Regions from separate parts of the Mus musculus genome. Here regions 1, 2, 3, 4, 5 and 6 are each linked to region 7. Evidence: chromatin loops called from intact Hi-C (ENCODE). Cell type or tissue: heart. All regions are shown on one strand. Region 1 holds the start of Rnu11 (U11 small nuclear RNA). Region 2 overlaps Ythdf2 (YTH N6-methyladenosine RNA binding protein 2). Region 3 holds the start of Med18 (mediator complex subunit 18). Region 4 overlaps Phactr4 (phosphatase and actin regulator 4). Region 5 overlaps Taf12 (TATA-box binding protein associated factor 12). Region 6 holds the start of Ythdf2 (YTH N6-methyladenosine RNA binding protein 2). Region 7 holds the start of n-TAagc8 (a tRNA gene).

Region 1 (4,000 bases), 240 kb after region 7:
GCTCCACAGTAGGTGCATGTGTCAAATAAAGTGTGTGGCGATAAATGAACACTTGGATTATAGAAGGGCCCCTTGATGGACAGAGGGTAGCACCACTGGGCTCCTCACCAGTTTCTTTTCTTTTCTTTCTTTCTTTTTTTTTTTTTTTTTTTTTTTTTTGGGGTTTCCAGACAGGGTTTCTCTGAATAGCCCTGGCTGTCCTGGAACTCACTCTGTAGACCAGGCTGGCCTCGGACTCAGAAATCTGCCTGTTTCTGCCTCCCAAGTGCTGGGATTAAAGGCGTGCACCACCACGCCCGGCTTCACCAGTTTCAACTACACCTCTTCCCATTTATGAATCTCCTTTCTTTTGTAGCTCCTACTTTATAAAGGGCAGGGAACTCCATACGTTATTAAAGTGTAATGCCCAACAGTCTATTTTTTTGTTTGTTTGTTTCAAAAGTATTCATCTGCTTCTTCTACACACTCTTTTTAATGTAAGAACATTAGGGGCGGGGGAAGGGCTCACGAGTGGGTAGGAACGTTAGGAACGTGGTGTGCAAATGTAAGGATCTGCATGCCGTCCCCAATATCCTGAGGAAAAGCTGGGCCAGGCTGATGTCAGTAAGCTCTGGGAGCTGAACACGGGGATCTCTGCAACTTTCAGAGTAGAGGACCCTGGAGACAGGCAGCGTAGTGAGAGCTAACATGCACACTTTTTTTTTTTTTTTTAACTTTTTAAATCTTAAAAAGCACTCTGGGAGCTGGAGGGATGGCTCAAGTGGGTTAAGAGCACTGACTGCTCTTCCAGAGATCCTGAGTTCAATTCCCAGCAACCACATGGTGGCTCACAACCATCTGTAATAGGACATGATGCTCTCTTGTGTGTCTGAAGCCAGCTATAGTATATATATATATATATATATATATATATAAAACCAAAGCACTCTGGAGGCTGAAGCAGCAGGCACTCAAGTTCAGCCTGCGCTACCTGATGAAACCCTTGCTAAACTTCCTTCCTTGGAGGAGACATAAAGTCTACATTTGCAGTCCCAGCTGCAACCTGAGGCATGATCCCACCACAGTTCACTCTGGGCAGCCAGTTAGTTTATGTGGCTTATTTACATAGCAAGTGAAGGGTTAAACAGGGGTATGGTTAATTTGTCCCCCCCAAATCTGCACCTTCAAACACATTTTTAGCCTGGACGAATCTTCTATAGTGCATGAATAGAGCACCCTCCCCTACTGTTTTACATGCTATAACCTTTCTTGGATACCACCGACAATTAATAGTCCCACGTGATAGCTTGTTCATTCTAGAGCAGCTGGCTATTCAGTGAGTTTTCTGACTACCCACCCCACCCACCTCTTTGAGAGGGTATACACAGTCAACAAACTGGGATGATCCTTTGCAGGTAGGCTCAACTGAACGCCCCAAGATGGTGATCGCTTAACTCAGGGCCTAAGTCACACAAATCTACCATTCTTTTTGGGGGCGTGCTTTGTCCTTTGATGCAGATTCCTCCAGAAACCCAGGCCGACCAGAAGACAGAGTCATCCTGTAGCAGCCTCCCATGTAAGATTACATGTGCCATTATACTCGGTTCAGTGTTTTGGCTTTTGTTGAAGTGGGGTGTCATGTAGCCAAGGCTGGCTTGGAACTCAACTTGCTGTAATGCTCCTGTGTCAGCCTCCTGATTTACAGGCATGAGCCATCACACTCGGTTTATTTTAATTAATTAATTTATTTATTTTGGTTTTTCGAGACAGGGTTTCTCTGTATAGCCCTGGCTGTCCTGGAACTCACTCTGTAGACCAGGCTGGCCTCCAACTCAGAGATCCACCTGCCTCTACCTCCCGAGTGCTGGGATTAAAGGCGTGCGCCACCACGCCCGGCGGTTTATTTTTAAAACTATCTGATTTCATTGAAATTCAGAATAAATCGCCCCGCCATATGAACACAGAGCGCGTGTCAGCTTTTTTTAATCCCTCCCCATCACCTAGAATCTAGGTCTTTGATGATAAATTTACTCCGTTCTTTGCTTTTACAGACCGTCTCCTGTGTGTCCCTGTCAGAGACCTGAATTCGGTTCCTAGCACCCATATGTTAGAACATAACGTCCAAGTTGGAGGCTACAAGTGGCACTAAATTACACATTATCAGTTTTGACAGGTTGGGGCACCGTGTAACCCTAGTAACTTAGCGAAAGGCTCCTCGAACCCAACATCCCACCTCTAGCTGGGAGCAGCTGTTTTGCACCAGCGCCGCCTACCTCTCCCTCCGCGTCGGCCAGAGCATTCCCAGCAAGCACTGCTCTGATTTGCATATTGACTCACGGACTTTCCTTTACTGCTATACAAAAAACGACACAACAGTTCTCTTTGTGAAGAGCTTTCCCTCAGCCCGAGAAGAATCGATAGTTTGCCTTTTAGCTTCGACAATATACAGTTGAAAGTTGGTTAGACTTTATTTTCACCTTTACCGTAAGATGGGTGGACCGACAATGCCACTGTGCTTCCGAACGCGCTCGAGCAAAAAGGGCTTCTGTCGTGAGTGGCACACGCAGGGCAACTCGATTGCTGTGCGTGCGGAATCGACATCAAGAGATTTCGGAAGCATAATTTTTTGGTAATTGGGCAGCTGGTGATCGTTGGTCCCGGCGCCCTTGAATTTGTTAAATTACAGGAGGAAGCTTTTTTAGTTCATTTTACAAATACTTTCTTGTTAGGTAGATAATACCTTCTAAGGTTATTATCTGGATCTTCTAAGTCTTTTTATCGCTAGCAAGTCTAAGTTTCTGGACTTTGGAATTAGAAGTTAATGTCGTAGGCGGGCATGGTGGTCCACGCCTTTAATCCCAGAGTTTGGGAGGCAGACGCAGGTGGTTTTCTGAGTTCGAGGCCATCCTGCTCTTCAATGTTAGTTCCAGGACAGCCAGGGTTATACAAAGAAACCCTGTCTCGAGAAACAAAACAAACAAAAAAAGAGTAGCTGAGTGCTCTGAGTTGTCTCTCCAGCCCCTTAGCTATTTATTTTCATTTAAATTATTTTTGTTTTATTCGCTTGTGTGCCTGAGTTTGAATTTCCCGGGATTAACAGTTGAAGACTAGGGCTGGTGAGATGGCTCAGCGGTTAAGATTGCCGACTGCTCTTCCAAAGGTCCTGAGTTCAAATTCCAGCAACCACATGGTGGCTCACAACCATCTGTAACGAAATCTGATTCTCTCTTCTGGAGTGTCTGAAGACAGCTACAGTGTACTTACATATAATAAATAAATAAATATTTTAAAAAAAAACAGTTGAAGACTGGTAATGAGCCACCCTGTAGGTACCTGGGATAAAATTTGGGACTCTTAAAGAACAGCCAGTGCTCTTAACCAATGAGCCATCTCTCTAGCCCTGCAACTGACTGCTAAGAGGAGTGGGTATGGCTCTGCTTCACAGGTTAGAAAATTGAGGGTTACATTGTATTATGCAGGCAAAAGGAATATCCCACTTCCAAATGCCTCCCTGGAAGAGTAAGGGAATCATAAAACTTGACTGAAATTTCCTCCTTCAATATAAATTTCTTTTCTTTTCTTTTCTTTTCTTTTCTTTTCTTTTTTTAAGATTTGTTTATTTTATGTAAGTACACTGTCACTGTCTTCTGATACACCAGAAGAGGGCATCAGAGCCCATTCAGATGGTTGTGAGCCACCATGTGTTTGCTGGGAATTGAACTCAGTCATGACTTCTTGAAAAGCCATCAGTGCTCTTAACTGCTGAGACATATTCTCGCCAGCCTTTTTGATCTACATCTCATATGGAGTATTTAAAAAAACTTTATGTCTGGAGTTACATATTTTGGTGTGTATACCTCACATATGTCCATATCCCTTAAAATTTTTTTTTTTTTGTTTATTTTTGAGACAGGGTTTCATCGTGGCTGGCCCTTTTTTTTCTTTGTAGACCAAGCCTGGCCTTAAATTCAGAGATCTGCCTCATGAGTGCTTAGATTTATTTTTGCTTGTGTGTGTGTGT
Region 2 (4,000 bases), 310 kb after region 7:
TTCTTATGGACAACTGAGCAACGGAGAGCCCCACTTTCTACCAGATGCAATGTTTGGGCAACCAGGAGCCCTAGGTAGCACTCCATTTCTTGGTCAGCATGGTTTTAATTTTTTTCCCAGTGGGATTGACTTCTCAGCATGGGGAAATAACAGTTCTCAGGGACAGTCTACTCAAAGCTCTGGATATAGTAGCAATTACGCTTATGCACCCAGCTCCTTAGGTGGAGCCATGATTGATGGACAGTCAGCTTTTGCCAATGAGACCCTCAATAAAGCTCCAGGCATGAATACTATAGACCAAGGGATGGCAGCACTGAAACTAGGTAGCACAGAAGTTGCAAGCAGTGTTCCAAAAGTTGTAGGCTCTGCTGTTGGTAGTGGGTCCATCACTAGTAACATTGTGGCTTCTAGCAGTTTGCCTCCAGCTACTATTGCTCCTCCAAAACCAGCATCTTGGGCTGATATTGCTAGCAAGCCTGCAAAACAACAGCCTAAACTGAAGACCAAGAATGGCATTGCAGGATCAAGTCTTCCACCACCCCCAATAAAGCATAACATGGATATTGGAACTTGGGATAACAAGGGTCCTGTGGCAAAAGCCCCCTCACAGGCTTTGGTTCAAAATATAGGTCAGCCAACCCAGGGATCTCCTCAGCCTGTTGGACAGCAGGCCAATAATAGCCCACCAGTGGCTCAGGCATCAGTAGGGCAACAGACGCAGCCATTGCCTCCACCTCCACCACAGCCTGCTCAGCTCTCAGTCCAGCAACAGGCAGCTCAGCCAACTCGCTGGGTAGCACCTCGGAACCGTGGCAGTGGGTTCGGTCATAATGGGGTGGATGGTAATGGAGTAGGACAGTCTCAGGCGGGTTCTGGATCTACTCCTTCAGAGCCTCACCCGGTGTTGGAGAAACTTCGGTCCATTAATAACTATAACCCTAAAGATTTCGACTGGAATCTGAAACATGGCCGGGTTTTCATCATTAAGAGCTACTCTGAGGACGATATCCACCGTTCCATTAAGTATAATATCTGGTGCAGCACAGAGCATGGTAACAAGAGACTGGATGCCGCCTATCGTTCCATGAATGGGAAGGGTCCCGTGTACTTACTTTTCAGTGTCAACGGCAGTGGACACTTCTGTGGAGTTGCAGAGATGAAATCTGCTGTGGACTACAACACATGTGCAGGTGTGTGGTCCCAGGACAAATGGAAGGGTCGTTTCGATGTCAGATGGATTTTTGTGAAGGACGTTCCCAATAGCCAACTGCGACACATTCGTCTAGAGAACAACGAGAATAAACCAGTGACCAACTCTAGGGACACTCAGGAAGTGCCTCTGGAAAAAGCTAAGCAGGTGTTGAAAATCATAGCCAGCTACAAGCACACCACTTCCATTTTTGATGACTTCTCACACTATGAGAAACGCCAAGAGGAAGAAGAAAGTGTTAAAAAGGTAAAGGAGCTTATCATTGAGACTGGGGAAGGAGGAGGCATTAGAAAGGATAAGAACGGTATTGTCGGTATTGTCATGACTGAGTGCTTAATAAAAGCTCTGTAAATAATGGTGTGATTTAGCAGCTTAAGGCTTTATGGGAGTATAATTGGTCTTTTGAACCCTAGTGTGAAGGAATGTGAGCATTAGTGGAGAGCAGAAACAATACAGTGTGAACTTAACTGCTATAGACAGGTAATTTAAAGATACAAAAGGATAATTGAAGTGGTGGTGTGATGGGAAGGGACCACTGGGGATGTAATTACAGAAAAGAATGAAAGTTCTGTGTTGGAGTGGTCTGTGCCTTTGACCATTTTTGTTATTTTCAAGAATTGGTGTGTTCCTGCTCTGAAATCTGTCTGCTTCTGACAGTTGACAGTATTATTTTTCAGAACTTTGTTTTCCTCTTTGTAATGCTCATTTTATTTACTTCTTTCTTTTTAGTGATAGGAACTGAACCAAGTATATGCTAAGCAAGCCCTCTGTCAGTGAACCACACCCCCAGCTGTAAGAAAGTTACTGTTTATTATATAAAACTTTAAAAACAGCATTAGAGAGGCTGGAGAAATGGCTCAGCATTTAGAAAGCACTAGCTGTTCTTGCAGAGGCTCAGTTCAGTTCCTGTCACCCACATGGTGGCTCATAACATCCATAGCCACAGGTCCAGCGGAACCAGCAGGCACATATGTGTGCCATATCTGTTCTTACAAAATTCATACACATAAAATATCTTTAAAAACCCCAAAAACTGAACATTAGGAAAGCTATCTCTTGGTTTTATTACTCAGTCATTTTCTTTTGATTTTTCTTTTAAGATTTATTTATTTATTATATGTAAGTACACTGTCACTGTCTTCAGACGCCAGAAGAGGGCGTCAGATCTCATTACAGATGGTTGTGAGCCACCATGTGGTTGCTGGGATTTGAACTCAGGACCTTTGGAAGAGCAATCAGTGCTCTTAACCACTGCGCCATCTCTCCAGCCCCCTCTTTTGATTTTTCTTACGAAGTGGAAAGAGTGATAGAAAATGGATCACAACTAGACTGATTTATTTGAAATAGTGCTTGATCGGGGAATACTATGTACATGTAAATTTTAGGACTACGGTGGGGGTGTTCTGTGGTTTTTGTTTGTTTATTTGTTTGGTATCTTAGGATTTTACTGCTGTAAACCAAGGCAACTATTATAAGTTATAGACAGTATTTAATTGGGGCTGGCTTACAGGTTCGGAGTGTCAGTCCATTATCGGCCAGACAGGCATGGTGCAGACAGAGCTGAGAGTTCTACATCTTCATCAGAAAGCTGCTAGTAAGAGGGTATTAAAAGCCCACGCCCACAGTGACACACCTTATCCAAAGCTATAGCTCTTAATAGTGCCACTCCCTGGGCTAAGCATACAAACCATCACAGTTGGTTTTTTCCAAGGGTTTCATTGACTGTTCTAGAACTCAATTTGTAGATCAGATTGGCCTCATAGAGATCCGCCTGTCTCTGGCTTCTAAGTGCTAGGATTAAAAGTGTGCCTCACCATCATCCAGCTGTTTGTTTTTAAGTTTTATTTTTACTTCGTGTGTATAGACTTGCAATTATGCATATGCAGCACATGCATACTTGCAGAGACCAGAAGAGGGTATCAAGTATCCTGGAAATTGGAGTTACAGGTAGTTGTAAGCTCTGCTGTGGAGGTGTTGAAATTTAATCCAGTTTCTCAAGAACAGCGGCGAGTGATCTTAACAACTGATCCATCTTTCTAGCTCGGTTGCTACTTATTCATATTTTTGTTTTGTTTTGTTTTGTTTTGGTTTTTTTTTTGGTTTTTCGAGACAGGGTTTCTCTGTGTAGCCCTGGCTGTCCTAGAACTCACTCTGTAGACCAAGCTGGCCTCGAACTCAGAAATCTGCCTGCCTCTGCCTCCCGAGTGCTAGGATTAAAGGCCTGCGCATCCACGGCCCGGCCATGGTTGACTTTTTTTATCTTAAATATTTATTATCTATAAGTACACTGTAGCTGTCTTCAGACACACCAGAAGAGGGCATCCAATCTCATTACAGATGGTTGTGAGCCACCATGTGGTTGCCTGGATTTGAACTCAGGGCCTTTGGAAGAGCAGTCAGTGCTCTTAACCGATAAGTCATCTCTCTCCAGCCAGACTTTTTTTCTTTAGACCAGTTCTCTGGATGGAATGAGGACCTGAGTATGTTAGGGAAACATTCTTACACTGAACTAAGCCCCTGGATTTATTTTGACTTTTAGTCAAGGGACTGAATTGGATTAAATTCACTGAGTGGTTCAGGGATAGAGGGTCTCATATTTTAGACCTCAAGACTCATTAACTGAGAATGACCTTGAATCTGTGAAACTTTTGACTTTTGAGACAGGGTCTCACTGTCAAGTCCTCCGTGGTCTGGATTACTTTGTAGACTAGGCTGGCCTTGAATTCACAAAGAACTATTTGCCTGTGCTGGGATTAAGACATACAGCAACATACCCAGTGCTGAAATTAA
Region 3 (4,000 bases), 50 kb after region 7:
CTTCCTCGGGCCTCCTCTTCTGTGATGCTCTCTGAGCTGTGGAGTGTTATGGGAGCTCTCTCATTCATGGCTGAACATCCAGCAGTCTCTCATCAGTCTGACCAACTAGTTAGGAGTCTCCTCAGGGATCCCTGCCCACTGAAAAAGGAAGCTTCTTTGAGGAAAGCTGACAGACCTATTAACCTCTACCTATAAACGTAGCCATTTGGAAGGCAATTTGACTGGTATTTCATGTTCTTCAGCAAAACAACAGCAGTGTCTTCTACTAGTACTGGTGACCTCACAAGCCGCAGGCTTTTGACTAGGTTTACAGTAGCAGATGGAAATTTCTCCTGTGGTGCAGGCCTCAAATCCAACCCTAAAGTCTTAGGAGCTAGTTACTCAGTTACTCAGTATCAGTGTTAGTATGCACCTGGAGTCTTACTTGTCTAGTCCGTACTGTTGCGTGTAGATTCACAGTGTGTGCTCTCTCCCCCTCCCCATGTGTTTTGTGTGTGTGTATTTTGAGACAGAGTGTCATGGTGTAGCCCTGTTTGGCCTGGACCTCACTACTGTAGCCCACGCTAGCCTGGACCTCACAGAAATCTATCTGCCTTTGCCTCCCATGCACCACCAGGACTGGCTCTCCATGTTATTTAACATCATCAGCTAAATGAAGAGGGTGGTGGCTCACACTCACACTTGTCCTGAGCCTTGAGTTCCAGGAAAGTGTGGACTACAGTGTGCGTGCTACTGTCTCACGAGTTTTTTCATTAACCTCTTTTTTGTTTTGTTTTGTTTTTTTGTTTTTTGTTTTCTGAGACAGGGTTTCTCTGTGTAGCCCTGGCTGTCCTGGAACTTACTCCGTAGACCAGGCTGGCCTCGAACTCAGAAATCTGCCTGCCTCTGTCTCCTGAGTCCTGGGATCAAAGGCGTGCACCACCACCTCCCGGCTTCGTTAACCTCTTAAAACATTGCCTTACAGGCGTTATTAATATTATTTACAGTGCTGGGGATCAAACCTCAGGCCTGACACCCTGTACCACTGAGCTGTATAGCCCTGCATTTTTCTTAATCTTAAATACTCAACTTCTTGTTGTTGTCTGAATGTCATAAGTGATTATGTTGATATATACTGAACTAGACCATTCCATGATTACAAAGAAAGATGTATTAGAGATTAAACTGTCAAGCCATGGGAGGAGGTGGCAGAAAGAAGAACAAAGTGGCAGAGAAGCAAGCTGATTTCATGTGACAGCAAGGTGGAGCCCTGAGCTGATACAAGCTGCCCAGACTGACTGGGAACCAGGTACCCTTGCCTGAGGTAGTGACCTTTGGGGAAATGTTAAGGAGGGAGGGGTCCTGAAAGATTAAGGGTGCCTCACTCTATGTCCCTTATGTGTTTGGCATATGTACAGAGTTCAATAAGTACTTGTTGAATTTAAAATCCTTATCTATCTATCTATCTATCTATCTATCTATCTATCTATCTAATGTATATGTGTGCCTAGATATATGTGTACCATGTATGTCCTTTAGCATGGATGCCAGATGAGGGTGTCAGATCCCTTGGAACTAGAGTGGCAGGTGGTTGTGAGTCACATGATATGGGTGTTAGGGCTGAACCCAGGTCCTCTGAATAACAGCAAGTGCTCTAAACTGCTTAGCCATCTTCCCAGCCCCTAGTTATTTATTTATATTTTGTGTTATGAGTGTTTTTGCAAGTGTGTATGCATGTCTACCACACGGATGCAGTGACTGATGTAGTCAGACAAGGTAATAGAGCCCCTGGAAAGGAAATTATAAATGGTTGTTAGCCACTATGTGGGAGTTTGGGACCTCTGAGAGAGCAGCAGGGGCTATTAACTGCTCAGCCATCTCTCTAGCCCTTATTAATTAACTTATTTATTTATTTATTTATTTATTTATTTATTAAAAACCTCACAATATTGTTTAAGCGTTGAATGGCTCTGCTGGAGAGATCCTTACCACAGCTTCCCAAGGTTCTCAGATTTGAACTGTGCCTGGTCCCATGTATTTAAAGTTATGGTATGCACTGTAAATTGAACAAGTTTGCTGTTGTTTTGTATTAAACTTATGGCCTTGCACATGTCAGACAAGGCTCTAGCACTGAGCTGTTTCTCCAGACCCTTGAAAGCACACAAAATATTGTTCCTGCTGAGGTCTATATATAAATACACAACGCTGTGGTTAGCGTTTCCGATTTACAACATACCCCTTCCTTTTCTTTTTCTTTAATTTAATTTTTAACTTATTCATTTTACATCTCTTTCACTGCCAGCCCCGCCACCTCCGCCTCCCTTCTTTTTCAATGTGACTCTCCTTCCTCGCTCCCCCCAGTGGCTGAGTTCAAAATTTAAATATGGTATCCAATCGGCTTTATGAGATCTGATCAAAACATCCAGGTCGTCGAAGCTGAAAAAAAAAAAAAAAAAAAAAAAAACGTATCCTAGAGCTGTCCTATGACAGTCACCTTCCACGGTACCACTCTAGACTAGGACCCCAAAGCAACAGCAGCCCCGAACCTTGCGCGTGCGCTCTTGCACACCGGTGCCAGAAGGCGGGCGCGTTCCTTGCCCTCTCGGCACCCTTACTTTTCGGGGCGGTAGCGGAGAAGTTTCCTGTCCCTCAGCTTCCTACCGGAAGTGCTGAAGGGAGAGTTTGGCGGTTTCTCTGGCTCTGCGCTGGCGGCATTTGGGGGTGCGGATTGCGGGTGTGCACGCGTGGATTTAATTCCAGCTTTACAAGGATCTGTAGCGCGGACGGAGACGTGTTGCTAGTGTAAGTGCACACGTGTCCCGGCTGCCCGCGTGGGAGGACCGGGACAGTCACTCTAACTTCATATTTCCCGCCTGGCTCATTTGCAGAGGCGTTCTCATAAAGGCAGAACCAGTTCTAGTTACATCGCTCGTGTGCCCTGGGGCCTTTCCCTGAGTCTGCATGGCCTCCGCATAGAGTGAAGGGTGGACAAGGTCCTTAGGTCTCCCTCGGATCTTTTCTTTTGTTTTTTCTTTGAGACAGTCTCACTGTGATGCCCTAATTGGCCGGGATTTGCTATATAGACCAGTCTAGCCCGAAGCTGCAGCCGTCCTTCTAACTCTGTCCCCAAGTATTGAGATTACAGATGTTCCCCCCAACACAGCCGGTTTTTATTTCTTTATGTTTGGAAACGAGGCCTCTCAGTGTAGCCCAGTGTAGTTACCATTTTTGAATATGAATGTCGGTTTCTTTCGAGCCAGGTAGTGGGTGGGGGAGACGAGGGCTGTGGGGTTAAACACCCTTGGTCTTATTTTAAACGAGACAGTAGGTTTCGGAACAAGAGGTTACATAGCTGCCTCGAGATTACATAGAAAAACGTTTATAAGGTTCAGAACTTGATACTAGATGGCTATTCCGTATCTCCGGAGCTAGAACCCCTCTTATTCCCGAGTCACCCGTTCTTGGAACCGGCTGTATAAGCAGATGTGCAAAGTTAAGACTGAATGAGCTTTGGTTTCAAGGCCACTGCCGCAGCAAACAGGGTATGGACAAGTGTGACTTTTCCAGGTGGATCCTGTGCTTCTCCGGTTGGAAGATCTGTTTGCAGTTCTGTTGTCTTGAACCTAATTAGAGGCATCATGGAGGCGCCTCCAGTCACCATGATGCCCGTCACTGGGGGCACCATTAACATGATGGAGTACCTCCTGCAGGGTAAGTCAGCCAAGGAGCTTGTGTTACCAAGTTTTCAGTTTTTTCTGGCTAGAGCAAGTTGAGATGACTTATAGGCAACTGTAGGGTTCCTGTAACTGTGTTTAAAAGAGGGTGGGTGGGAAGATGGCTCAATGGCCAGAAACTCACTCTGTAGACCCTTCTGGCTGCAGGGGCCTGGGATTATAGATATTTACCACTATTGTCCTATTGTCTGTTCTCTCTCTCTCTCTCCCTCTCTCCCTCTCTCTCTCCCTCCCTCCCTTGCTCTTTCTTTCTTTCTTTCTTTCTTTCCTCTATTTTTGTTTGTCTC
Region 4 (4,000 bases), 100 kb after region 7:
AAACAAAATAAAACATTTTTCTGTTGCTTTATTTTCATACGTGAGTGCCCTAAATTTAGATTCCTGTACCCAAAAAGATAATTTCTTCTATAAAATTACTTCCCTCCCTAAAAATATACTTCTTTTTTTTTTTAATTAGGTATTTTCCTTGTTTACATTTTCAATGCTATCCCAAAGGTCCCCCATACCCACCCCCCCAATCCCCTACCCACCCACTCCCCCTTTTTGGCCCTGGCGTTCCCCTGTACTGGGGCATATAAAGTTTGCAAGTCCAATGGGCCTCTCTTTGCAGTGATGGCCGACTAGGCCATCTTTTGATACATATGCAGCTAAAGACAAGAGCTCCCAGGTACTGGTTAGTTCATATTGTTGTAAAAATATACTTCTTATCTCTGCTCAGAGATGCATATAAGTTGTTTTGTTATTTATGTAATTAGCTTTTGAGGCAGGATCTTTTTATTTAGGGTCCAGATAGCTCAGGCTATCTGGAACTCACTCTGTAGACCAGGCTGGCCTCAAACGCATAGAGATCCACCTGTCTCTGCCTCTCAGGAGTGGGATTAGAGCGGTGTGCCACAAAGCAGGTTTGTTTTTGATTTACACAAAACTTTGCCCTTTTCTTTACATATTGAATGCAAGATGGAGATTTAACATGTTGTAGGAGACTGAGGATAATGTATTTAAAAATGAAAAGTAGTGAGAGCTTGTCTCAAAAAGCAGGAAACAACACACACACACACACACACACACACACACACACAATTAGACTTAGATTTTTCCTGATATTTTAGTTTGTTATGCTTGTATCCCAATAATACCCCTTAAAACTCCCAGAAGGCAATGTTCATTTTTAAAATAATTACTTATTCTGTGTGTGCATGCATGGCACAGTGTCCGTGTGAAAGTCGAGAACTGTCAGTTCTTTTTGTCATTTGTGGTACTTTTGTTTTTTGGGTTTTTTTTGGTTTTTTTTGTTTTTGGTTTTTTTTTTTTTTTTTTTTTTTTTTTTTGGTTTTTTTGTTTTGTTTTGTTTGAGACGGGGTTTCTCTGTGTAGCCCTGGCTGTCCTAGAACTCACTTTGTAGACCAGGCTGGCCTCAAACTCAGAAATCTGCCTGCCTCTGCCTCCCGAGTGCTGGGATTAAAGGCGTGGGCCACCATGCCCGGCACTTATTAAAGTGTTAGTGAGTTGGGTTTATTTCAAAGAAATTTAGAAAATGGTAAATTTGATGTTTTCAGTATTGTTTTTACCTTTTCTCTTTTCAGAAACTACTCCTTCTCTCCCTACACTGGTTAGCAGTGGCATGGAAGACCCATCGGGTGAGTATGGCCTGCTTTTTTATGGATGCTTGCTCTTACCTGTTGCAGCGTTGAGTGCATTATCTCACGCTCAGGATGCTGATGTAGAACAGTGCCTCTCAGACTTTGTGCTCTCAGCATCCGTTCATACTCTCATCTGTTAGCTTTTGTCCTTTATTTTATTTTTAGTTTTTGCTTTTGAGATCGGATCTCTACCTAGTCCTGGCTGTCCTGGAGCTCATGTAAACCAGTCTGCCTCAAACTCACAGAGATCCTCCTGCCTCTGCTACCATACCCAGCACTAGGGGTTTGGTGTTCTTGTTTGTTTGTTTGGCTGGTTGTTTTTTTAATAAACTTATTTATCTTTATTTTATGTGCATTGGTGTGAGGGTGTCAGAGACCCTGGAACTGGAGGTACAGACATTTGTGAGCTACTTAGGACCTCTGGAAGAGCAGCCAGTGCTTTTAACCACAGAGCCATCTCTCCAGCCCCATTTGTTTTGCTTTTTTTGAGACAGGATTTCATTGTAGCTCCAGCTGGCCTGGAACTCACTATGTAGACCAGGTTGGTCTTGAACTTTCAGAGATCCCTCTGCCATTGCCTCCTGAGTGCTTGACAGTGCTGGACTCCATTCATACTTTTAACATAATTAAGGGTCCTAATGAGCTTCTGCTTGCTGACATTTACTATATTGCAAATTAGATGTAAGGGACTGAAAAGATGATTCCGTGGTTAGGAGAGGCACATACCTCCTGTGTATATGCAGGCATTGTAAAACAAGCTGTGTCCCCAGCCCTTAGGAATTGTATTTGAGATATTAATTTATTTTCTTCTGTCTTGCTCTGTTGCCATTGATGTGACTGAGGCTGAGCTTTCTGACCTGGTAACCAGAATCAGGAAGTTCAGGTTACATTTTTTACCTCAATTGAGATGACATACGCTTGTTTGTTTGTTTGATTGTTTGTTTGTTTTGTTGATTTTAATGAGCCTAGGTGGCTGAGCATGTTTTTATAGAAGTATAGCTAGCTCATTGGGAGATCTTTAGTTTGAACACTAGAGGGCAGACAGCACCTTGTTTATCGACCTAGTTATGTCATCAGGTTATTCTTGAAATTATTTTGAGGATTGGAGAGACTGAACTTATTTTCATAGCACCGTGACTGTTCCTAAAGATAGTGTTGATATAATAAGCTGCAGATAGTGAGACGTGACCCTGCACAGGGACATGCATGCAGGGGGCCATCCTCCAGGGGTCAGAGGACCACACCTACATTGTGTGAGATCTTTTCCAAGAACAGGGAAGTCGGAAGGAAGGGGGGAAGGAAGGGAGGGAGGGGAGGAAAAGAGAACAAAGCACAGGGAGATAAGTGAGACAAGAATGGCCATGGCTGGACAGTGTGTGTAACACCAAATGTTTCCAGTACAGTTGGGTTTGGACATCACTAGTCTCAAATCTGTAATGGGGCTGGAGAGATGGCTCAGAGGTTAAGAGCACTGGCTGCTCTTCCAGAGAGAGGACCTGAGTGTGAGTCCCAGTGACTCGACCCTCTGCGATTCCAGTCCCAGGGGCTCCAGTGCCCTCTTCTGGCGACTGAGGACACTGTGTATACATTGTGCATAGACATGCAGAAAAAGATTCGTACACATAGAATAAAATCTGTATTTTACAAAGTCTGAAATTCTTTGAATGCTAAAATAATTGTAAAATTCTGTCTGCCTGAGTGAGAATGGGGTGGACCACAATCTGAAAACAAATATATAAAATTACCTGTAAGTTGTATAGGACATGTAAATGAATTTCATGTTTAACTTATGGGTCTTTTCATATTTATTTTAATAATTTTTGTGTGTGTATGTTTAGCACAGCAGTGTAGAGGTGAGAGGACAACTTTTAAGAGTCTCTCCTTCTATCAAGTGGGGTCTGGGGATCAAACTCTGGGAGTCAGTATCTTTACCAACTGAGCCATTTAGATCCAACTCCCTCTACCCACTTTTGGGACAGGATCTCACTGTGTATCTATCCCTGGACGGCCTGGGACTCACTGTGTAGAGCAGGATGGCCAAGAATACCACTCTGCTTGGTTTGATGGTCCTTTTAAAGTAGGTTTGAGACAGGATCATATGCAACCCAGTTGGCTGGCCTTAAACTTACTATAAAGTGAGTTAAAATGAGTTTGAGGGCTACAGATGTGTGCCACAACTGGTTTTATGCAATGCTAGGGACTGAGCCCAGTCCTTGTGCATGCTAGGCAGGTACCCCCTGAATTGATCTATATCCTCTAAACCCCATCCCCAGGCATAGTTTCTTTGTGTAGCCTTCACTGTCCTAGAACTTGCTTTGTAGACAAGGTTGGCCTTGAACTCAGAGATTCAACTGCCTCTGTCTCCTAAGTATTGGGACTAAATGTGTGCACCACTACTTTCTGGCTGGTAATACTATTTTTAAAAATTAATATTATTGTAGTGCTTTGCCTACATTATATATGTGCACTGTGTGTGTGCTTGGTGCCTACTGAGGTCAGAAGGAGGCATTGGGTCCATAGGACTAGAGTTACAGATGGTTGTGAGCCACTGTGTGTGCTGAGAATTGAATCCCAGTCTTTTGCAAGAACACGTACTCTTAACTAATTCTCTAGCCTGTTATACCTATTTTTTGTTTTGTTTTTTGTTTTTCGAGACAGGGTTTCTCTGTAGCCCTGGC
Region 5 (4,000 bases), 220 kb after region 7:
CTGTTCAAGTGAATTGGGTGGGAAGCCAAGAACAGCCTGCTGCCAACATAGCTCACCAAACCAAGGGCTCCAATGCCTGAGATGTCAGAATGAAGCCACACACTGAATCTGAGGACTGTCCACCCCTTTCTTCCTTTTATTATGGCTTCTGCCTACTGAAGGAATGGGCACAGCTTACAGAGACATGAACAGTCCTTCGGTGTGCTGGTAAGACAGTAAGACTGAGACAGAGAAAGCCACCTACCTGTCACACAGCTGATCAAGAATGATAATTTGACGTCTTATGAGTCCCTCACTTCTGTCATTGTACTTCCCCAATTCCCCTGTCCCTTTCGGTCCTCAAAAGAGGACTCAAGAGTCATTCCAGATTCCATCTTGGCTGCTGGCATCAGTTACTTGTTCCTATCCGGACTCAGTGGGACCCCTCTGCTGTCTGGTGTCACCAACAGAGCATCCTCTGAGAACATCTTCCAGTGGCTGTAGGTTCTGGAGAGTTAAGGCCCTCCTGACGCTAGGCCACATACCCAGAAGCTCAGTGTCAGGCGTGACCAGGGAAGAAGCTGGTTGTCCCCTTGCTGACTCTCCAGGCTGAAACCTCAGCCAAGAAAACGGCAACAGAAGCATGGCCTTTGAACTCCTCAGATCTATGAACTGTGTCACGTCTCCGACCAAGCCTCAGGAGGAAGATGACCAGAGCAGGGACCAAAGGTAGGTGTGGCTGTGCTGTGGCCCCTAGGAGGAGCAGCCACCCTCCCCTAAGCCCATGGTCCCTCACAATCCACAAGGCTTGTGCTGGGCGTGGGTCAGGATGATGACAGGGAAGAACATCCTGCTGTTGAGAGAGGCCCTGCTTTCCTCCGATGACAGAATCCCAGCAACAGGACTTCCCCCAGAGCTATTCACATCCTTCCTCAGGGACAAGGATGAATACAATCTTCTATGGAGATCCAGAGAGGTCTAAAGGGGCTCTAAGAAGCCAGGCATGATGATGCACACCTGTGGTCTCAGCTCACTGAGAGGGTCAGTTCAAGGATAGTCTCAGCAAGATACCAAGAGTTTGAAGCCAGCCTGGCCTACCCCAGAGCTTGCCTCAAAACACACACACCCCCCGAGAGCTTGCCTCAACACACACACACACACACACACACACACACCCCGAGAGCTTGCCTCAAAACACACACACACACACACACCCCGAGAGCTTGCCTCAAAACACACACACACACCCCGAGAGAGCTTGCCTCAACACACACACATACACACACACACACACACACACACACACACACACACACACACGCACACACACACACACACAAAAAGGTCCTATGGACACTAACATTATCAAAACTAGAATGCTTGTTTATTTTGGGGCTTAGCAGAGGTCACTGTGTCTGGTGGCAGAGAAAGTGCTCCAACTCCTACTGCTGGCTTGTTCCTTTGGAGTAAAACAGTGGGAGATCCCTGCCGGTTTCTCTAACAGGATCACTGCCTGTACTGCCACCTGCTGACTGCAGCGCTCCCAGCCTTGCTGGGACCCTGGCATTTCAAAGGCTCTCAGCTATGCACCCTGTGTCTTCAATTAATAACTCCTTTATTCTGGAAAAGCAAATCAAGTTCATATTCATAGAAACACTGACATTACAAAGTACAGGGACGGGGGGAGGAGGAGACAGACCCTCTACAAACTTGCTAACACTGTCTCACCCAACACGACCAAAATGCTCTTCCTACAGCCAATCACTTCTATAATAAACCACAGGCAAAATCTTCTCTGGTAGATACACTGCTTCTCTTTGAGACGGCAGGGAAAAGGGACCAGAAGGTGGGCAGGAGGCTTTATTCTTTTGGCAGATCTTCTCAGTCATTATAGATATTGCTGCACTGTTAATAAAAAATATATGCTTCTCTGTAAAGCATTTAAAAAAAAATCCAAGGATGAGATGGCTGAGGTCTCAGCTCAAGTATCTCCAAATACACGTTGTCCATTCCCTGACCGTTCCCTGTGTTATTTCTTGGTTGTTTTCCGGATCAGTGCCATTCTCTGAAAGGAGACAGAAATGAGCAGTTAACAGGGGCCAGAGTCAGGAGCCTTCTGGCACATCTAGAAAGCCACTAGCAAGTAGCACAGTCTATATTATAGGGAGCAGCACACAGGGCGGAGAGATGGTTAACGCCCAAGAGAACTCAGCCATGCCTGCCGAGCTCACGTGCAGCTGGCTTTTCCCATCAGGGAAGCTGTTGAAATCACAACAGCAAGGAGGCCAGGCTTGTCAGTGGGAGGCCAGTGCCCTTACTGGACTAAGGATGAGGACAACTAGTTCTTGATCAGAAATGACATCCTCACACTGTCAAGAAAGGCAGAGGACAGCAGCTATCGTGGCACATAACCCAGAGTGTTGGGCAGAAAAGCCTGGGTAGCTCCCGGCACAAGCCTGACACACCTCTTCCTCTGACCTGCGTGGTGTGTGACTTTCCAGGCCGGGTTTCAGTATGAGAGCAGGTGGGCGTGCCCACAGGAGATCTGGAATCAAGAGCTCTAAATGAAAATGCAAAGCGCGCTTGCAGCAGCGCAGCATTGGGGGAGCTATGACAGAGCTTCCTCTGACCTCTGGTGCAGTCACGTTGGCTGCACAGGGGACTGACACTCCAGGAGGCAGCTGCTTGTACTCCCTGTGAGATGCACACAGGCTCCAGTCCTGGCTCCCCAGCTCCTCACCTGTTTGTGAGCCTCTGTGGTACATGCTTTTTTGTAGGGTCGGATTTCCTCAGAGCCAAAGCCTGGGATCCACATGTTCCACTGGCGCTCTGCAAGGAAGACACCAGCACAGAACTGAGGCTGCAGCCAGAGGGCAGTGCAGCTGCAACAAGCTGCAAGCAAAGACAGACCTGGACTCCGAGTAGACACACACAGTCTCTCCAGGTTTCATTGTTTTTTAGCACTGGGTTTAGTACATACTAGGCAAACACTACCACTGAGCTATATCCTCAAGTTCTTTAACCTGTTTAATTTTAATTTCTACAAAAACATTATTTAGTAACATTAATTTTATGTGCATGAAGTCATGTGTTTTACCTGTATGTATGTATGTATGTATGTATGTATACACTGTGCAAGTTTGTCCCCAAGGAGGCCAGAAGAGGGTGCTAGATTCCCAGGATCTGGAGTTAAAGATGGTTATGAGGCACCATGTGGTGCTGGGAACCAAACCTGAGTCCTCAGGAAGATCACCCAGTACTCTTAATCACAAACTCATCTCTCTAGCTTTTATTTTTATGTAGTTTCTTACTTATGTGTATGTGTGAGTATATGTGGTACCCACAGAGGCCAGACAAGGGCATGGCATTCCCTGGAGCTTGAGTTACAGGGAGTCACCTGATGTGGATCAGGAAGCTGACCCTGGGACTTGGGAAAGAATAACAAAGGCTCTTAACCACTGAGGCGTCTGTCTTCTGAGCCCCATTTGTATAGCTCTGAGGCAAAGTGTAACGCGCCTCCTAGAGCAGAACTGAGCTCAGCCATCCAACTGCCTGTGCTGGAACAACGACACTGCTGGCTGCTGCCTGGCTTATGTCTTATGGTTTCAAAATCTTTGTTTGTTTGTTTGGTTTTTTTTTTCGAGACAAGGTTTCTCTGTATAGCCCTGGCTGTCCTGGAACTCACTTTGTAGACCGGGCTGTCCTCGAACTCAGAAATCCACCTGTCTCTGTCTTCCAAGTGCTGGGATCAAAGGCTTGCACCACTACTGCCTGGCTAAAAATCTTTATTATGTTCTTATTTATTTTACTTTTGGCCAGGCATGGTGACATGTGATTTTAGTCCCAGCAGTAGGAGGCAGAGGCAGTTGGGTCTTTGTGAGTTCCAGCCAAAGGTTACTCACTCCTTTCCTTTCCTTTCCTTTCCTTTCCTTTTTCCTTTCCTTTTTCCTTTCCTTTCCTTTCCTTCCCCTTCCCCTTCCCCTTCTTCCCCTTCCCCTTTCCCTTCCCTTCCCTTCCCTTC
Region 6 (4,000 bases), 300 kb after region 7:
TTTGTGAGAAACTTGTTAGGCAGGTGGTATTATCCTCTGTCTTAAGGGAGGGAATCTGAGACAGGTGTAATAATTTTCCTAGTGTTGTACCTGGACTCGGGAGACCAGTGTTTAGACTCTCTCTCGTTCTCAGGAGATGATGTCTAGTCTAATTCTCTTTTTACAAAATCAAGCTGTCTCTAAATGCAAGCAATTGCTGATACAGTTTATATACAAAGCTGAGCCATGAGGTTGACTGGCTAATTATCTTTCATAAAAAAACCATTACTAGGCTTCTCTCATTCAATTAATGGGCTCTCCACCCTGAGATGTGACATTTTACTAAGAGTTCTTTAACTTTGGTGTCTGATCTTATTCACTTAAGCCATAAATGTGAGTATAAGCAGACAAGAAATGCTTTGCACTTACTTTGAGCGGTTTACAAAGTAAAATCCAAGAGTCTTGGCTTTTTCCTCCTGAATCTGTCAAATCCAAACCTTCTCTATCTAGCAAGCAGATGGCATTAGGTTAACAATAGTGCATTGCTCAGGTGTCTACCATTTGCAATAGCAAAACCTACTACTAAATATCCTTGTCCAGAGTGATTTTTTTTTTGTTTGTTTGTTTGTTTTTTGAGACAGGGTTTCTCTGTGTAGCCCTGGCTGTCCTGGCACTCACTTTGTAGACCGGGCTGGCCTCGAACTCAGAAATCTGCCTGCCTCTGCCTCCCGAGTGCTGGGACTAAAGGCATGCACCACTACGCCCAGCTCGTGATTTTTTTTTTTTTAAATTAAAAATGCCTTTGGTGGTGCATGCCTTTGATAACAGCATTTAGGAGGCAGAGGCAGGCAGAATTCTGAGTTCAAGGCTAGCCTGGTCTACCTAGTGAGTTTGAGGACAGCTAGAGGCACCCTGTCTCAAAACACAAACAAAAAACCCTACAAACAAAAAAAAACCTGCCTTTGCTCATCCTTTGGCTCTCCAGTGAATCTTAGCTCATGAATACAGGATTTCTTTTCTAGCTGTTGAAGAATGATATTATGTTGTTCTTTGTGTCAAAAGCACAGATCTATTTAATAACTTGATAACTTTGGCAGCATGCTTAATCTCCCTTTTCCCAGCTGTAACATTGTTTGATAGGCACTTTGAACTTGTTGAAAGTCTTTAAATTTAATGTGTCAGAAAGCACTTAATGACAAAGCCCTGCACACAGCACATACTGGAATAGCGTTCATTTTCCAGTCCTTAGATCACGAATATTTCCTCTTAGGGTCCAACAGACTTCAAGAAAGTGTGTGTGACACTGTGCATACGGGTGAGGTGTCTTTTTCTTGGGAATAAAGTCCAGAGTTTACTAGATTATTTTGGGGTCACTGACTTCTCTGAAAAAAAGAGAGTGTATATTTTTCTCCCTCAAAAGTCAAAGGGGTAAATGTCTTGTGTGCAGGGCAGTGAGGGCCGGCTTTTTAATATTTAGTGGAAGTACTGCTCCTGGGTGTTTTTTTCAAGTCCCTGAGGAAGGAAGGTGACAATAGTCTTAAGGAAGGGCGCGGGTGTCTTCTGGGCCGACCTCCATGAAGTTTTCCCTGTGAGCTCTTAGGACCTCTCTTCTGGTTCCTTTTCAAATTGGGGGAGAGTTATCAAATGCAGTTATGAGTTAGGGCTCAAGTCCTACACAGAGTAGAAGCCTCTGCCCCATTAAGAAAGGGGCTTCTGCGTGTTTTCTTAAGACAAAACAATTATTCTCTAGGTGTTTGCCAAAAAACTCCAGTGGTGACCCCCGGTGCCACCCAGGGCTCCTAGGCCCAAAGCGGCGGCGGTGGGGGCGGGGAGACCGCGCGCGCACCGCTTCCGCTCCTCCAGCCCAGCAGAGGGCGCCACGGGCGCGGCTCTCCCTTCCCGAGATGCTTCGCGCCGGGCCCTTCCGCGTGGGTCAGCGACTGTGAGAGTCAGCGCTCGCGCCGCGCGCGCCGCCCGCCTCTGCCGCTCGGCCTCCCCCATTCGGGCTGCGAGGGGGCGGGCGCGCGCTCCGGAGCATAGAGACGGGCGTTGAGCTCGGCGGCCTAGAGCGTCGCCGGATCGGAGCCGGAGCCCGAGTCGCGCGCTGTGTCTCTGCTGCGTCCGCCGAGGCGAGGCTCCGAGTGTCAGGGACAAAAGCCGCCGCCGCACCCTCTGCTCCCGTCGTCGGGGCTCATCCGCCGCCGCCGCTGTCCCGACGAGGAGTCCGCCGCCGTCGTTCCCCGTGAGGATCCGAGAGCCATGTCGGCCAGCAGCCTCTTGGAGCAGGTACAGGCCCAGCCCGCATGTCTCGGCCATTGTGTGAGGCGAGACGGGGCCCGACTAGGCCCGGGCCCGCCGCTCCTGGCCGGGCCGCGGCGGGCGCCTCTCGCGGCTCGGGATTCGGGCCTCAGACCGGCCGCGCCCTGAGTCTCCCGCCCGGCCCGCTCTTCCCGCTCCTCCCCGGGCCGGGCCGGCCGCGCCGCGCTCCCTCCCAGTAGCGGCCCGGGCTTCCCTTCCTCGTTTCCTCTCTTTCCCTCGTGTGGCTGCCGGGTGGCCGGGCTGCCGGGGCTGCCCCGCCGGCCTAGCGCTCGTCCCCGCCTCCCCCTCACCACGCGTCCCCCCCAGGCCGGTTCCTTTCTTCCCTGCTCGGGCCCCGCGTTCATTTGTCTTTCCTTTTCCGTTTTCTTCTCGGACGACTTGCTGCTCGGCGACGTCCCCTCCTCTCGCAGAGACCAAAAGGTCAAGGAAACAAAGGTAAGACCCCGCTCCTCCGGGTGGCCGCCGGCCGGGATGGGGAGGGGGGTCCGCCGGGCCGTGGGGGCGGTGGCTCGAGGACGCGCCCCGGGGAAAGGACCTTTCCGAAGCCGCTCGGGTCGCAGGTGCCGCGCGCGGGGCGGTCGCCCCTTTTGGTGTGGCCCTGCAGCTGGCGGGCAGCTTTTTTCGTTAACAACGAGTAATTCATGAGCGGCCGGGGGTGGAATGCATTTTGAGAAGCACCAGGTCCTTAGTTTTCTCGTAGGTCTTAGGAGCCCTTTGTGTTTCCTCCTCGTGGAGCACTTTCTGGAAGTCACTCACATGTGAAGGAAGCGGGGAGAGAAAGCCGGAGGGAATTGAAATTCGAAGGAGCCAATACACTGACCTTTTAAAAAGATCAGCTCGCTCTGGGGTGGAGACTCTTTTTCACTGTCCGGCTCTTGCTTCAGCCCTGGCGCTCATCGTTATTCCCCGGAGTTTCAAACCAAGTGACTCTTGGAACTAGCATGGTTTCTTCCTGGTGTGAATGTAAACTGATGGATGGGTTTGGAAGGGAGCTCTTCGGACCAGGGCATTGCTAATTTAACTTTTCCCCTCTAGTACAAAATGGTTCTGTGCATCAAAAGGATGGACTAAATGATGATGATTTCGAACCTTACTTGAGCCCACAGGCAAGGCCGGTGAGTAGTAAATTGTTCTATATTATCTGAGGGGACAGTGTACTGTTAGACTTTCTCTGCCCTGTCTCACTTTTGTGTTTGGGTGTGTTTGGGTGTGTGTGTGTGTGTGTGTGTGGCTGACTCCTAATACAACTTACTAATTTGTTATATAAAACATTAAAGATATAAGCTGTGTGGTCAACAAAGCATGTGCTCTGAGACTGCATTACTGATAACGCGAGTTGTATAAGAGCTGTTATGCTGGCATGAGTAATTGCCCCTTGTTTGCCAGGAAAGGATTAGTGCACAGCTTAAGAATATTGGCCAGAGTTTAGCCTGAGCTCTAAAGAAAACAAAACCTTGTCTTTTAGGGAAATTGGGATGATAATGTAGTGAGGAAATTCTAGTGAATGATCACCTGAACCTCACCTATACAAAACTTACTTCTCTTTTGTCTCCAGTGAGGCTCTTTGTGTATTAAAACTATTTCAAAGTGAGACAGTGGGGCGCTAGATGGTGATTTTTGGTTGTTTAGTATCTGTAGAGAACAACTTTGTGCATAGCTCTTTTGGCTAATGTGTTTGTTAAAGGAGGCTAAAACACTGTTG
Region 7 (4,000 bases):
ACCCCCGGTCTACAAAAGGCCAAGGAGACCTGTGCTACAAAAGACCCTGCATTATGTAAGAGCTTACAAAGACAATAAATACAAGCTGGGCAGTGGTGGTGCACGCCTTTAATCCCAGAATTTGGGAGCCAGAGGCAGGTGAATTTCTGAGTTTGAGGCCACCCTGGTCTACAAAGTGAGTTCCAGGACAGCCAGGGCTATACAGAGAAACCCTGTCTCGAAAAACAAACAAACAAACAAACAAACAAACAAAAAACAACTCTGGAAAGCCACCTACTCAGGGGACTAAAGTAGGGAAATCAATAGTTGTTCCTTTCTGTTCTTTAAACAACAAACAGGCTTCTCTTTCACTTTTTATTTATTTATTTATTTACTTACTTACTTGTTTATTTACTTATTTATTTATTTTTGATACTAGCACTTACTGAGTTTCCGAGATAAATCACTCTGTAGCCCAGTGTGGCCTTCAACAACCATTATCATGCCATGCTTGAGGGCCTCTTTTTTTGTTTTTGTTTTTCGAGACAGGGTTTCTCTGTGTAGCCCTGGCTGTCCTGGAACTCACTCTGTAGACCAGGCTGGCCTCGAACTCAGAAATTCGCCTGCCTCTGCCTCCTGAGTGCTGGGATTAAAGGCGTGCGCCACCACGCCCGGCAAGGGCCTCTTTAATATTAAAAATGTAACACATAGAAGCACTTAAGTGTGTAAATGGATTTAAAAAAAAAAAACCTGGAGATCGAACCCAGGACCTCATGCATGCTAAGCATGCGCTCTACCACTGAGCTACATCCCCACATGCGAAAGAATGTGTAGAGATTTAAAACACCAGGGGAGGCAACACAGACTTGCAATCCCAGATACTTGGGAAGTTGTGGCAGGGCCATCATAAAGTTAAGATCAGCCTCTGGATACATAACAAGTTTGAGTTCCGGATTTGAGTTATGGGCCTGGTGTACAGACCTAGTCTCAAATATTAAGAAAAAAAAAAAAAAAAGTAAGCCTTGTGCTACCAGCTCCCTTCCTGCTCAGGGCGGGCGGAGGAGAGGCAGGCGCTGAGTTTTAGACCAATCAGAGCCCGGTTGATAGGCAGAGCAAGAAGATTTTAAAGACCTTTCAGGTCTCCTCAACAGCTTCGGAGAGTTGCCTTGTCAGCCTGGAAACATGCCTGGTCCTATCCAGAGCGTCGCTGCAGGCTCCTATTGGCTTATTCTAAACCCCGCCCACATGTCTGCTCATTGGCCGCCGCGATTTACGTAAGAAGAGCCTGTTGCTGAGCACCAAGGGGTCGGGGAGGAGTGTTGCTGCTTTTGCCGAGGATACTTTGGGGAAAAACAGCAATATAAATAACAACCCCTGCTGCCCTGTTGAAGAGTTCTGCGTTAGCTTTCGTGCTCACAACAGCCCTGCTTTGACACAGCAGGAAACAGGGGCAGAGAGAAATGACTTGTTCTGATTTCACACGGTTTAAAAAGCTAGGACTGCCTCCGCCCTTCACCCCCTCTGCCCATCATGATAGGTAGTAGGGTACCATAGGAAACAATTTTTTTAAAAATCAAGCCACTGGATCAGACTGTTAAAGTGTCGGTTGGCTGGACCTTAACATCTGGTCTCCATGCCGCAGACAGTTTTCCGAGGGTTTTTAGCGAAGCAATGGGAGAAATATTTAGGCTGTGAAGTTTTATGAAAGCTTATTCCTTGCTAGACACTTCAGAAGCCACATGGTATTTACTTAGCCACCGCATGTCTTCTTATTAAGACCTTGACGCCATGATATGGGGTTCTGTACAGAATCCTTTGGAGCGGCCCTGGAAGCCTTTTTTCAGTTCACCGGGGTTGAGCTATAGCAAGATCTGGCCTGCAGGGGGCGCTGCGGGCTCGCTCAACTGATCAAACTAGAAAAGTCCAGCTAATTGCCCCGAAAGCACCCAGAATAGATGAGCCTTCATATTTTACTAAGAAAGATGAGCTTTTCCAAACTTGACGTTTTCTATCCAAAATGTGCAGTCGAGGGAAGTGACTTTATCAAGACAAACTCTGCACGTTGATCGGAGAGAGATCTCCTTCCGAACGAACGTCCTTGATTTAGTCGATAAAACTGATTCAAGAGTTGGGAAAGGAAGGGGCTTAATTTGGTGAATAGAGACAAAAACAAGCGATCGAGTCGCTGTTAGGATCGGAGCTGACTCTGTTTCTGGGGGTCTGTAACAACTTAAAGAGGTGAAGTCAGGGTTAGTCCTTGTTCGGGACCTCACACAATGGCTGCTTTAAGGAGCAAGTGAAGGTGAGTAAGCTACTGGTGGGTGTGTGGAGTGTCTCCTTTGGTTTTATCAAGCCAATCGGAGCGAGAGGGGCTTCTCTCCTACAAGAATTCCCTGGGCAGAAACTGTGTTCTGCAATTGGGGAGTTGGAAAATAGTAAGAGTTGGGGGGGGGACCCCACAAGGAGTGATAAACCATAGTGCCTGGAATGGTTACAATGTAAAGGCATTATAATACAATGATTCAAGAATTTGATGCCATAAAATTAATTCTGAAAAAAAAAAAAAAGATGAGAATCCCATTAGGTTTTTAGTCTGACAGGGTCTGAAATTGAAGAAGTCTCAAAAAAAAAACCTTTCAGATGTGATCTAGACATGTCTCCAGGAATCAAAAGAGCTTTGGCCAATCAGTGGCTTTAACACGGCTGATGCAAGAGTCCAGAGAGTATGGCAACAGGAGGAAGAAGGAGACCTTGCCTGACCAAACACTATGCAAGGCATGGGGGAGGGGTACGGGAGGGATGCGTCCACCCAGTGTCTAGCACACCTCCCCATCCCTCACCAAGCTGGCAGAGTCACTGCTGAATTGCCACAGCCAAACCTAGCCACTGGCACACACTCCATGGTCAAAACTGTTTACTGAATGAAAGAGGGAGGGAAGACGCAGATTTCTCTGAGCACAGCCTGCGAGTCCCTCCACCTCCGCTGGTTACTCTTACTCAGGTTCTAGCCGCCCTAGCCATCTTCAACCGGCAACTGAGCTTCCCACAGAGGCCCTGCCACAGAGATGTGCGGACACGCCCATTCTAGGCCACTTTACAGTTATGTCTCTTACTCCTAATTAATAGATCTGGTTTAGGCATCAATCACAAGTGCCAGCCTGCCTCTTAGCTATTCACTTCCTTCTTTCCTCACTGGTGGGACAGTTTCTGCTGTGGAGTCATACTGCCTTTGAGCATGTTGCACATTACTGAGCCACCTGACCTCGGCCAGCACACCTCTTGAGAGCTTCAGTTTTGTCACGTGTCAAACCGGGACATAAAGGCTACTTGAGGAGGTTGTGGTGAGAGTTATAATGGGCTAATGGGTGGATCCTGGACTCTTGTTAGTAGAGCAGAATACTGTTTAAAAGTCTGCGCCACCTCCACTTTCATTCTTTAGAAGCTAGGTCACAAAAGATCATCTGCTTTAGAGTATTAGTGTCTTCTGGTTCTCCTCCACAAAAATCATTTGCCTCATAAGTGGAGCTTATAGTTTTATCTCTGAAGATCAGAAAGTCAATTTTCTTTTTTACTTTTACAAAGGATCCCCTCATGTAGTTCATGTAGGGTCCCTTGGTGACTTTTTTTTTTTTTTTTAAATCTTTCAAGACAGGATTTCTCGGGCTGGAGAGATGGCACACTGGGTAAGAACACTGACAGCTCTTCCGAAGGTCCTGAGTTCAAATCCCAGCAACCATATGGTGGCTCACAACCATCCGTAATGAGATCTGACGCCCTCTTCTGGTGTGTCTGAGGATAGCTACTGTGTACTCACATTAAATAAATAAATAAATAAATAAATAAATCTTGTTTTTGTTTTGAGACAGGGTTTCTCTGTGTAGCTCTGGCTGTCCTGGAACTCACTCTGTAGACCAGGCTGGCCTCAAACTCAGAAATCTGCCTGCCTCTGCCTCCCAAGTGCTGGGATTAAAGGCATGTGCCACCACTGCCCAGCTAGGATTGTTCTTATGAAGACAATAAC

Evidence for each region. Hi-C counts contacts between places; a loop is a spot of excess contacts. Peaks named below come from ENCODE experiments on the same cell type or tissue, not always from the same donor. Only the 100,000 strongest peaks of a DNase experiment are listed, where the experiment ranks them.
Region 1: a loop joins it to region 7, with 4 times the contacts of the local background. A loop is called at or near these places in 4 of 42 quality-filtered maps.
Region 2: a loop joins it to region 7, with 2.3 times the contacts of the local background. A loop is called at or near these places in 9 of 42 quality-filtered maps.
Region 3: a loop joins it to region 7, with 6 times the contacts of the local background. A loop is called at or near these places in 20 of 42 quality-filtered maps.
Region 4: it touches region 7 in a loop (3-fold over the local background); 21 of 42 quality-filtered maps call a loop at or near these places.
Region 5: a loop joins it to region 7, with 4 times the contacts of the local background. A loop is called at or near these places in 13 of 42 quality-filtered maps.
Region 6: a loop joins it to region 7, with 2.5 times the contacts of the local background. A loop is called at or near these places in 7 of 42 quality-filtered maps.

The regions. Positions count from the first base shown.
Region 1 is chr4:132,268,727-132,272,726 of GRCm38, reverse strand. Rnu11 (U11 small nuclear RNA) reads left to right here and starts at 2,541; the gene lies at 2,541-2,648. In heart, CTCF peaks have their summits at 2,253 and 3,633 (motif pointing right); DNase peaks (open chromatin) are centred at 2,246 and 2,536; H3K4me3 peaks cover 722 bases; H3K27ac peaks cover 846 bases.
Region 2 is chr4:132,201,588-132,205,587 of GRCm38, reverse strand. Ythdf2 (YTH N6-methyladenosine RNA binding protein 2) reads left to right here. Exons shown (of 5, transcript NM_145393.4): 4 at 1-1,456. Among named protein-coding and RNA genes, the nearest start is that of Ythdf2, 8.7 kb to the left of the region's middle. In heart, a CTCF peak has its summit at 2,357 (motif pointing right); no DNase peak of the experiment used is centred here.
Region 3 is chr4:132,462,555-132,466,554 of GRCm38, reverse strand. Med18 (mediator complex subunit 18) reads left to right here and starts at 2,634. Exons shown (of 3, transcript NM_026039.3): 1 at 2,634-2,781; 2 at 3,547-3,690. The coding sequence starts at 3,618. In heart, a CTCF peak has its summit at 2,340 (motif pointing left); a DNase peak (open chromatin) is centred at 2,584; H3K4me3 peaks cover 2,058 bases; H3K27ac peaks cover 2,027 bases.
Region 4 is chr4:132,410,389-132,414,388 of GRCm38, reverse strand. It overlaps Phactr4 (phosphatase and actin regulator 4), which reads left to right. Exons shown (of 13, transcript NM_001161797.1): 2 at 1,266-1,319. The coding sequence starts at 1,304. Among named protein-coding and RNA genes, the nearest start is that of Phactr4, 10 kb to the left of the region's middle. In heart, CTCF peaks have their summits at 2,347 (motif pointing right) and 2,914 (motif pointing left); a DNase peak (open chromatin) is centred at 2,588.
Region 5 is chr4:132,290,671-132,294,670 of GRCm38, reverse strand. Taf12 (TATA-box binding protein associated factor 12) reads right to left here. Exons shown (of 6, transcript NM_025579.3): 5 at 2,720-2,808; 6 at 1,342-2,044. The coding sequence ends at 2,009. Among named protein-coding and RNA genes, the nearest start is that of Rab42, 11 kb to the left of the region's middle. In heart, CTCF peaks have their summits at 1,508 (motif pointing left) and 2,836; a DNase peak (open chromatin) is centred at 1,470.
Region 6 is chr4:132,210,165-132,214,164 of GRCm38, reverse strand. Ythdf2 (YTH N6-methyladenosine RNA binding protein 2) reads left to right here and starts at 1,909. Exons shown (of 5, transcript NM_145393.4): 1 at 1,909-2,265; 2 at 2,709-2,733; 3 at 3,334-3,413. The coding sequence starts at 2,239. In heart, no CTCF peak of the experiment used is centred here; DNase peaks (open chromatin) are centred at 1,934 and 2,664; H3K4me3 peaks cover 2,625 bases; H3K27ac peaks cover 2,204 bases.
Region 7 is chr4:132,512,801-132,516,800 of GRCm38, reverse strand. n-TAagc8 (a tRNA gene) reads right to left here and starts at 793; the gene lies at 722-793. In heart, CTCF peaks have their summits at 1,863 (motif pointing right) and 3,756 (motif pointing left); DNase peaks (open chromatin) are centred at 1,200, 1,850, 2,300 and 2,890; H3K4me3 peaks cover 2,136 bases; H3K27ac peaks cover 1,817 bases.